Linked DNA regions of Homo sapiens: region 2 is linked to region 1. A link is a loop called in an ENCODE intact Hi-C map of the cell type or tissue named here. Cell type or tissue: mucosa of descending colon. All regions are shown on one strand. Each heading gives the region's core, and the rest is flanking DNA. Links, peaks and the distances in the headings are about the cores only. Region 1 overlaps BPTF (bromodomain PHD finger transcription factor). Region 2 holds the start of TRR-CCG2-1 (tRNA-Arg (anticodon CCG) 2-1).

What was found. A loop is a pair of places that touch in the nucleus more often than their neighbours do. Peaks named below come from ENCODE experiments on the same cell type or tissue, not always from the same donor. Only the 100,000 strongest peaks of a DNase experiment are listed, where the experiment ranks them.
Region 2: a loop joins it to region 1, with 3 times the contacts of the local background. A loop is called at or near these places in 14 of 110 quality-filtered maps.

Annotation. Positions count from the first base shown.
Region 1 is chr17:67,957,365-67,961,755 of GRCh38, reverse strand. It overlaps BPTF (bromodomain PHD finger transcription factor), which reads right to left. Exons shown (of 28, transcript NM_182641.4): 24 at 1,881-2,215. Among named protein-coding and RNA genes, the nearest start is that of C17orf58, 37 kb to the left of the region's middle. In mucosa of descending colon, for the core only: no CTCF peak of the experiment used is centred there; a DNase peak (open chromatin) is centred at 2,082.
Region 2 is chr17:68,017,695-68,022,085 of GRCh38, reverse strand. TRR-CCG2-1 (tRNA-Arg (anticodon CCG) 2-1) reads left to right here and starts at 2,117; the gene lies at 2,117-2,189. RefSeq lists an enhancer at 1,626-2,199 and a silencer at 2,145-2,264. In mucosa of descending colon, for the core only: CTCF peaks have their summits at 1,817 and 2,023; a DNase peak (open chromatin) is centred at 2,055; H3K4me3 peaks cover 796 bases.

The DNA of each region.
Region 1 (4,391 bases), core at 181-4,180:
GTGATCCGTCCACCTCGGCCTCCCAAAGTGTTGGGATTACAGGCATTAGCCACCACGCCTGGCCAATTTTTTGTACAGACGGGGTCTCTCTATGTTGCCCAGACTGGTCTCAAACACCTGGGCTCAAGTGATCCTCCCACTTCGGCCTCCCAAAGTGCTGAGATTACAGGTATGAGCCACGGTGCCCAGCACTTTTTTCTTTTGAACTATGACTCTCACATGATTTTCACTGCCACAGGTGGGGGTCCTCTGAGATAGTTTGTGTGTTATCTCCACAGGGTGATAGGCTGTGTTCTGGAAGGATGTTCAGGACTTGAATTTCAGTTTTCAGTCACTCTCACTGGATTCCCAAACCAGCCTAGTTTGGGACAAGAGATTACGAAACACTCCTTAGAAACACTAACTCATCTCAACTAAAATAGGGAGTGAATGAACCTGGTATACTAAAGTGTTAATAATGACAAAATGAAAAATATAAAATAACACAAAATAATGAGGCAATCTCGATGGAATGGGCACATGTATCTGTGTGCCTCATTTTATGCAATGTAGGTATTTCAAAGAAGTTGTGTGTGAAATCAATTTCTGTGATCTGAATACTCTAAACAGGCCAAAGAAGCCTTGTTATTTAAAGAAATTCTGTAAACAAATCTTTTTAACTGAAAAAGTAAGGAAACTCCTGTTTCAGAAATCATTTAGTATATTTTGCTTAAAGTGAGGCACACTTGTATTAAACTAAAGTAAAAAAAAATCAGTGAATCACGTTCTACTGTTTACATTATGTATAATTTCCAATGAGATAAGATAATGAAAAGTGAAGATGCCTAAATTGATTTCTGTTTAATTCAGCACACAGCTCAATCTGCCAACAAAGAGTTTTCATTTGGCATTTGCAAACAGATTATCATTTAGATAGCACCACCAAAGCAGCTTCAATGTTGCAACTTGAACATCATTAAAGGGACCACAATTTTATTTTAGGAATCAATTAGGTATCCACTTAAGGTAGGCATTAAGCATTCCTAATTCTAATTAATTGATTCTAAATGATCAGTTTTTAAAGCACAATCAGACTTTTTGGTCCTGTAAAAAGTATGGTGGTTAACTGTGGCTTTAAAAAGCTGGACTACATTTTAATGTTCAAAGTAGAAGTTAAATATTTTGTAAAATGATAGTAATGACCAAAAAAATGAAACTACATTTACGGTTTAGTGCCTCTATAATCTTGTTTATATCACCAAATACAAGTCACAACTGTCAAAAACAGCTTCCAGCTGCCAAACTGTTGGACGTTATGCTTGAGGAATGGGGGAAAGGAACACTTTTTGTATTTTTCTGGCTTTTGTCTCTGATAAGAAAGTGGAAACTTTGACAAAAATATGAGTTGCAGTATTTTAATACAAAAAAAAACAACTGCTTAAAATAAAACAATTAAGAAACCGAACCACTCAAATTCAAAACCTCTGACCATTCATGTTCAACTGGTTTCCAGGATTTCATGTATTCGCAGGGCTTTGAACAGATCCCAGAAAGGATGCTCTCCATTTTGGGCAACAGTAATACACCTCCTTCTCCAGACATCAATTACTCACTGATTTGGAGTTAATTCAGAGGGAAGAAGAGAAAGCAAAGGAGCAACAGAAAGCTTGTTTTTGACAGAAAAGAATATAACAAAGGACAATCACAAACACGTGAAATAGCAAATTTTACTTTACTAGCGTCAATGGTAAGAATATCACATGCAAGACCATGGATGAAACATTACTCTTAAATTTAATATTTTCATTTATATCACTCCCAAAATATTCATTTTCTTCAAAATCCAATTTAATAGCTAAACTTTCAAGACAAAAAACTAGAGCTCAAAAAGATCTACTCACTTAGATTCATCATAAGGCGTTTTACAGATACAGTAAAGCTTTGTGTCCTTCTTAGTTTCCTTTGAGGTAGTAGAGATCATTTTCTTTTTCTTGGACTTTGAGCTGGAGTCTTTTTCCTCTTCCCGCTTCCTCTTCTGGGAAGCAGCAGGTAAGGTGGGCGTGGACAGAAGGCCTGTGTGTTGCACAGCAGGTGGAGGGGGAGGTGAAGGTGGAGGGGCTGGAGGGGCTGGAGGAGCTGGTGTCACTGGGGGGCAGGGTGCAGCTACTGCTGTGGCCTGAGCCAACTGCATCAGGTCTTTTTCTTTCTTAATTTTCAGGTCTCTCTTCAGCTCTTCCTGTTATCAATTAAAGACAATACAAGACTATCATTAGAGTCATGTAAATGTGTGATCTGGCCAGAAGATGGTACACTACCCACTCTTGTCAAAGTAGCTCCACAGTTCAGCCTAACGTGAGAGTTTTAGTTAGTTGCAAACAAGAGTTTTCTTATATCTTAAACCCAACTAAGACAACTAGAAACAAAATGAAGACTAGGTAAGAACAACTAGAAAGCTGCTAGTTATCTTCAAAGGAGAGCTGACTGAAAGATGAGCCAAGTGGCTAGGAAGAGCGTCCCTCCTGGCTTGCCCCTGTCCCATCTGGGCTCTTTCTGTGGTTGCTCAGAAGGTGATTTCAAGCATCCTCTCTCACTGGCTGCTTTCTTCTAGTTGCTCTTGCTCTCTGTCCTTACAGTGAGACTGGACATGAACTGGCCTTGAGACTCAAAATGTGGTCTGACCAGCATAAAGCAGAAAAGAGGCAGATTTGCCTTATTTATTATGATGCTCCTATGTCTAGAATTTCAGACTGCAGGGAGAGTAGTGCAACATAACGCACTATTTTCTTTTTTTAAAAGATAACTTTCTTTTCATATATATATTTTTTGAGATGCAGTTTCGCTCTTGTCAATGGTGCAATCTCAGCTCACTGCAACTTATGTCTCCTGGGTTCAGGCAATTCTCCTGCCTCAGCCTCCCAAGTAGCTGGGATTACAGGCGTGCAACACCACACCCAGCTAATTTTTTTGTATTTTTAGTAGAAACGGGGTTTCGCCATGTTGGCCAGGCTGGTTGCAAACTCCTGACCTCAGGTGATCCACCCGCCTCGGCCTCCCAAAGTGCTTTGTTGCCTAGGCTGGAGTGCAGTGGCACAATCTCAGCGCACTCCAACCTCCCCACCTCCTGGGTTCAAGTGATTCTCCTGCCTCAGCCTCCCAACTAGCTAGGATTACAGGCACCCACCACCATACCCAGCTAATTTTTTGTATTTTTAGTAGGGACAGAGTTTCATTATGTTGGCTAGGCTGGTGTTGAACTCCTGACCTCAGGCAATCCACCCACCTTAGACTTCCAAAGTCCTGGGATTACAGGTGTGAGCCACACTGCCTGGCCCCTTTTCATATATTTTTTAAAAAGTTTTAATGAGCAGTGAGGACAACCAGAGGTCACTTTCATCGCCATCTTGGTTTTGGCCAGCTTCTTTACTGTACTCTGTTTTTTCTTTTTGAGAGTGGGTCTCACTCTGTCACCCAGGCTAGAGTGCAGTGGCACAGTCTTGGCTCACTGTACCCTTCACCTCCCAGGCTCAAGTGATCCTCCCACCTCAGCCTCCCAAGTACCTAGCTAGGACCACAGGCACGTGCCACCAAACTCAGCTAATTTTTGTATTTTTGGTAGAGATGGGGTTTCACCATGTTGGCCAGGCTGGTCTCGAACTCCTGACCTCAAGTGACCTGCCTCGGCCTTCCAAAGTGTTGGGATTACAGGCGTGAGCCTCTGTGTCTGGCCAACATACTACTTCCTCAATATGCATTTGCCATACTTTTTAAGCACACCTCTTCTGCTATCTAGTGGTACAACTTACTCTTGGAAATGATCAAAGCAAACCTTATTACCCTAGGAACAAACCCATTGTGATTGGCATCCACAAACAAACTTGGTGTAAAGAAATCATAGCTATGACCAAGAGTATTTCTTATGTGGAGACAGTGTCTCACTTTGTCACCCTGCCTGGACTGCAGTGACATAAACACGGCTTGCTGTAGCCTTGACCTGCCAGGCTCAAGTGATCCTCCCACCTCAACCCCTTCAAGTAGCTACAGGTGCTCACTACCATGCCCAGCTAATTTTTTTGAGGAGATGGAGTCTTGCTGTGTTGTTCAGGTAACTGAACTCCTAAGCTCAAGTGATCTGCCTGCCTGGGCCTCCCTAAGTGCTGGGATGACAGGTATGAGCCACTTACACCCGGCCATAAGAATATTTCTTAAAATCTGACTTAAAAATTTTTTTAAAAATTCTTTTAGAGACAGGGTTTCACCATGTAGGCTAGGCTGGTCTTCAATTCCTACCCTCAGGTGATCTGCCCACCTTGGCCTCCCAAAGTGCTTGGATTACAGGTGTGAGCCACTTTGGCCAAAATCCGACACATTTATAAATTTCTACAATAATTTAAAGTACCAAAAATATTCCCAAA
Region 2 (4,391 bases), core at 318-4,317, 60 kb before region 1:
TTCACCCGCTATTGCTTCTGCACCATCGGTGCAAATGTCAACGCAATAAATAACCTGTTTTCATGAAAAGCATTTCCTGAATGCCTCAGAGTTCACAGGCCAAGGATAACAAGGATAACACATCACACGCAGACTAAATTAGAAAGATATGCACCAAAATGTTAATACATTTTGTAGGAGTGGTTAACTCCGACTTACAGAATTTCGATTTTCTTTTTTTTTCCCCCTAGACAGAGTCTTGCTCTATCGCCCAGAGTGGAGTGCAGTAGTGCAATCCCGCTTCGCTGCAACCTCTGCCTCCCAGGTTCAAGCGATTCTCCTGCCTCAGCCTCCCCAGTACCTGGGATTACAGGCACGCGCCACCACGGCCCACTAATTTTTGTATTCTTGGTAGAGACGGGGTTTCACCATGTTGGCCGGGCTGGTCTCGAACTCTTGACCTCATAATCCGCCCGCCTCGGCTTCCCAAAGTGCTGGGATTACAGGCGTGAGTCACCGCGCACGGTCCCTTTTTTTTTTTTTTTTTTTTTTGAAAGAGTCTTGCTCTATCACCCAGGCTGCAGTGCAATGGCGAGATCTCGGCTCACTGCAGCCTCCGCCTCCCCGGTTCAAGCGATTCTCCTGCCTCACCCTCCGAAGCAGCTGGGACTACAGGCGCTCGCCACCACGCCCCGGTAATTTTTGCATTTTTAGTAGAGATTAGGGTTCACCTTTTTGGCCAGGCTGGTCTCGAACTTCTGACCTAAAGGGAACCGCCCGTTTGGGCATCTCAAAATGCTGGGATTACAGGCGTGAGCCACCGAGCCCGGCCCAATTTCGATTTTCTTTACCTGGCTTATCTTTTTTTTTTTTTTTTTTTTTGAGACCGTCTTGCTCTGTCGCCCAGGCTGGAGTGCAGTGGCACAATCTCGGTTTACAGCAACCTCCGCCTCCCAGGTTCAAGCGATTCTCCTGCCTCAGTTTCCCTGGTAGCTGGAATTACAGGCGCACGCCACCAAACGCCTGGCTAATTTTTTTGTATTTTTAGTAGAGACAGGGTTTCACCACGTTGGCCAGGCTGGTCTCCAACTCCTGACCTCAAGTGATCCGCCAGCCTCAGCCTCCCAAAGTGCTGGGATTACAGGCAGGAGCCACCACGCCCGGCCGGCTTAGCCATATTTTAAACAGACTTGTGAAGAACAAGTGTTACGTGTCTAAGAAGAAAACGAAATTGTGTATTTGTAAAAATCACAAATGCAGCATCTTTACATGCAACAAACATACAGATAGTGTGCATGGCACCAGAAAGTCTCCAAGTCTTTACTCAAAACTTAACTTCAGGATGTTGGCTGAGGGAAGGGGGAAGCCAAACCCGTACTATTTTGCACTTAGGGACTTTGTTATGTTCATTTTCCCTTTACTCCAGAGGGAAAGAAGAGTCAGGGGGAGGAAAACGGCTGAAGGTGAATGGCCGTAGGGACAAAGGTCAGATTTGAAGTTCTCGTGGGGTGGAAAAGCCTGTTCACCCAGGAGCCCAACAGTTCCCAGCACATAACAGGTTATCACATTAATCTCTGCTGAATAAACGCGGGAAAGAAAGAGAAGACAGGGACAAGAAGGTTGGCGGGAGAGGGAAGCTGCGGGAGGATTTCGCGATCTGCAGTGGCTCCCAACGCCGCCTGCCCTGCAGAGGGTCCCGGGGAGCTTTGTAAAATGAAGACGCCCAGGTCCGCCCCAGTCAACTGAACTAGAATGGGATGGGGCAGGCACTGGAACCTTGTTTAAAATTCCCCAGGTGAGCCCAATGGACAACTGGAGTTAAGAACGCTTGAAGAACCCGACAGGAAGGATAGCACCCAAACCCGGCGGGGTGGATGCCATGCAGTTACCGGGCAGGAGAGCTCGGAGGGTCACGCGCAGGCCCTCCGGGGCCCTTGCGGCCGCTCCGGGCCCATGGCGCAGCGCGCGGGAAGTCCAGGCGGCCGACAGGGACGCAGAAAAGCGCAGGCGCGCGCCGCCGCCGCTGGGGGCGGCTGCCAAATCACTTGCCTCTCGGCGCGAGACCGCGATGCGCGGGGGCGGGAGCGTGATGATGGCATCGCGTAAGGAGAGGGTGTGAGAAGCCGGATCCTGTGGTGACCCAGTGGCCTAATGGATAAGGCATCAGCCTCCGGAGCTGGGGATTGTGGGTTCGAGTCCCATCTGGGTCGCGTGAGATTAGTTTTGGTGGAAGAGAGGGCGATCATTGGACAGTTGATTAAGAGATGGTTCTTGGCAGCTATCGTTATCACAAATAAAGAGGTGCTTTTGAGAGTTTTAAAAACACTGTCAGCGAATGGGTACTAAAATACGGTCAGACCTAGTGTTCGGTAGCACAGTAGGGTAATTATAGCTAACGGTAATTTACTGTATATTTCAAAGTAGCTAGAAGAAAATATTTGAAATGCTCCTAACACAAAGAAATGATCAGTGTTTGAGGTGACAGCTATCCCAGTTACCCTGATTTGATCATTACACATTATACGAATGTAACACAATATCACTTGTTATTCGGGGTGGGGTGGCTCACGCCTGTAATTCCAGCTCTTTAGGAGGCCAAGGCGAGAGAATCACTTGAGTCCGGGAGTTTGAGACCAGCCTGGGCGACATAAGGAGACGACACCACCCCCAACCCCAACCTCCCCAGAAAAAAATTTTAAAATTAGCAGTAAGTTATAATATGATTGGGCCACTGCACTCCAGCCTGGGTAACGGAGCGAGACCCTGTCTCAAAAAACAAAAACAAAAAAATTCAAAATCAATATGAAGTATCAATCTTTAAAAAGAATTTAAAAACCAGGCCATGGCTCATTCCTGTAATCCCAGCACTTCGGGAGGCCGAGGCGTCACCTGAGGTCAGGAGTTCGAGAACAGACTGACCAACTGTTGAAATACTAAATAGAAAAAATTAGCCGGGCGTGGTGGCGCATGCCTGTAGTCCCAACTACTTGGGAGGCTGAGGCAGGAGAATCGCTTGAACCCGCGAGATGGAGGTTGCAGTGAGCCAAGATTGCGCCATTGCACTCAAGCCTGGGCAACAAGAGCGAAACTCTGTCTCAAAAAGAAAAAAAAAAAAAATTAAAAAACCAAAATGGCCGGGCACGGTGGCTCACGCCTGTAATCCCAGCACTTTCGGAGGCCGAGGCAAAAAACACTGTCATTGAGAGCTTGCAAGTGAACACGAAATCTGACCCCTAAAAAGAAATATTTACTTAAAAAAAAAAAATTCTTGGCTGGGCACGGTGGCTCACACCTGTAATCCTAGCACTCTGGAAGGCCGAGGCAGGCGGATCACCCGAGGTCAGAAGTTCAAGACCAGCCTGGCCATGGTGAAACCCCGTCTTTACTAAAAACACAAAAAATTAGCCAGGCGTGGTGGTGCGCGCCTGTAATTCCAGCTACTCGGGAGGCTGAGGCAAGAGAATCGCTTGAACCGGGGAGGCGGAGGTTGCAGTGAGCCGAGATCACGCCATTGCGCTCCAGCCTGGGCAACAAGAACGAAACTCCGTCTCAAAAAAAAAATTCTTTTAGGCCGGCCGCGATGGCTCACAACTGCAATCCCAGCCCTTTGGGAGGCCAAGGCGGGCGGATCACCTGAGGTCAGGAGTTCAAGACCAACCTGGCCAACATGGTGAAATCCTGTCTCTACTAAAAATACAAAAATTAGCCGGGCGTGGTGGCGCATGCCTCTAATCCTAGCTACTCTGGAAGCTGAGGCAGGAGAATCGCTTGAACCCGGAAGCTGGAAGTTGCAGTGAGCCGAGAGCCGAGATGGTGCCATTGCACTCCAGCCTGGGTGACAGAGCCAGACTCCCTCTTAAAAAAATAATAATAATAAAAATAAAAATTTTAAAAAGTGTTTTTCCCCAGCATTATTGAGATATAATTGACAAATAAAAATTGCACACATTGAGGAAGCATTTATTCTTGCTTAACTTATACTGATTTTTAAAAGAAAAAGACCTTAGCAAACACAAACTGGTGACTAGACATGTGGCATCATCTCTTTTTCTGTCTACTTTTTTTTGTGTGTGTGAGACGGAGTCTCGATATTGTAGCCCAGGCTGCAGTGCAATGGCGCGATCTTGGCTCACTGCAACCTCTGTCCCACAGGTTCAAGCGATTCTGCTGCCTCAGCCTTCTGAGTTCTGTCTACTTTTTCAAGCTGAGATTAACAATGGGCAGCCACACTTACAAAACTTTGTCCCTATTCTTATCCCAAGGGACGTGTGAGCAGGTCCAACTGTGCTGGCCTCAGATTTCCAGGACGGTACCAAGGAAAGTTTACAGCAGAGTAACTGTGGAGTTACCCCATACAACTATGATAAACATAATTTATTGTTGCTGTCTTCAAAATATTATGAACAACAAAT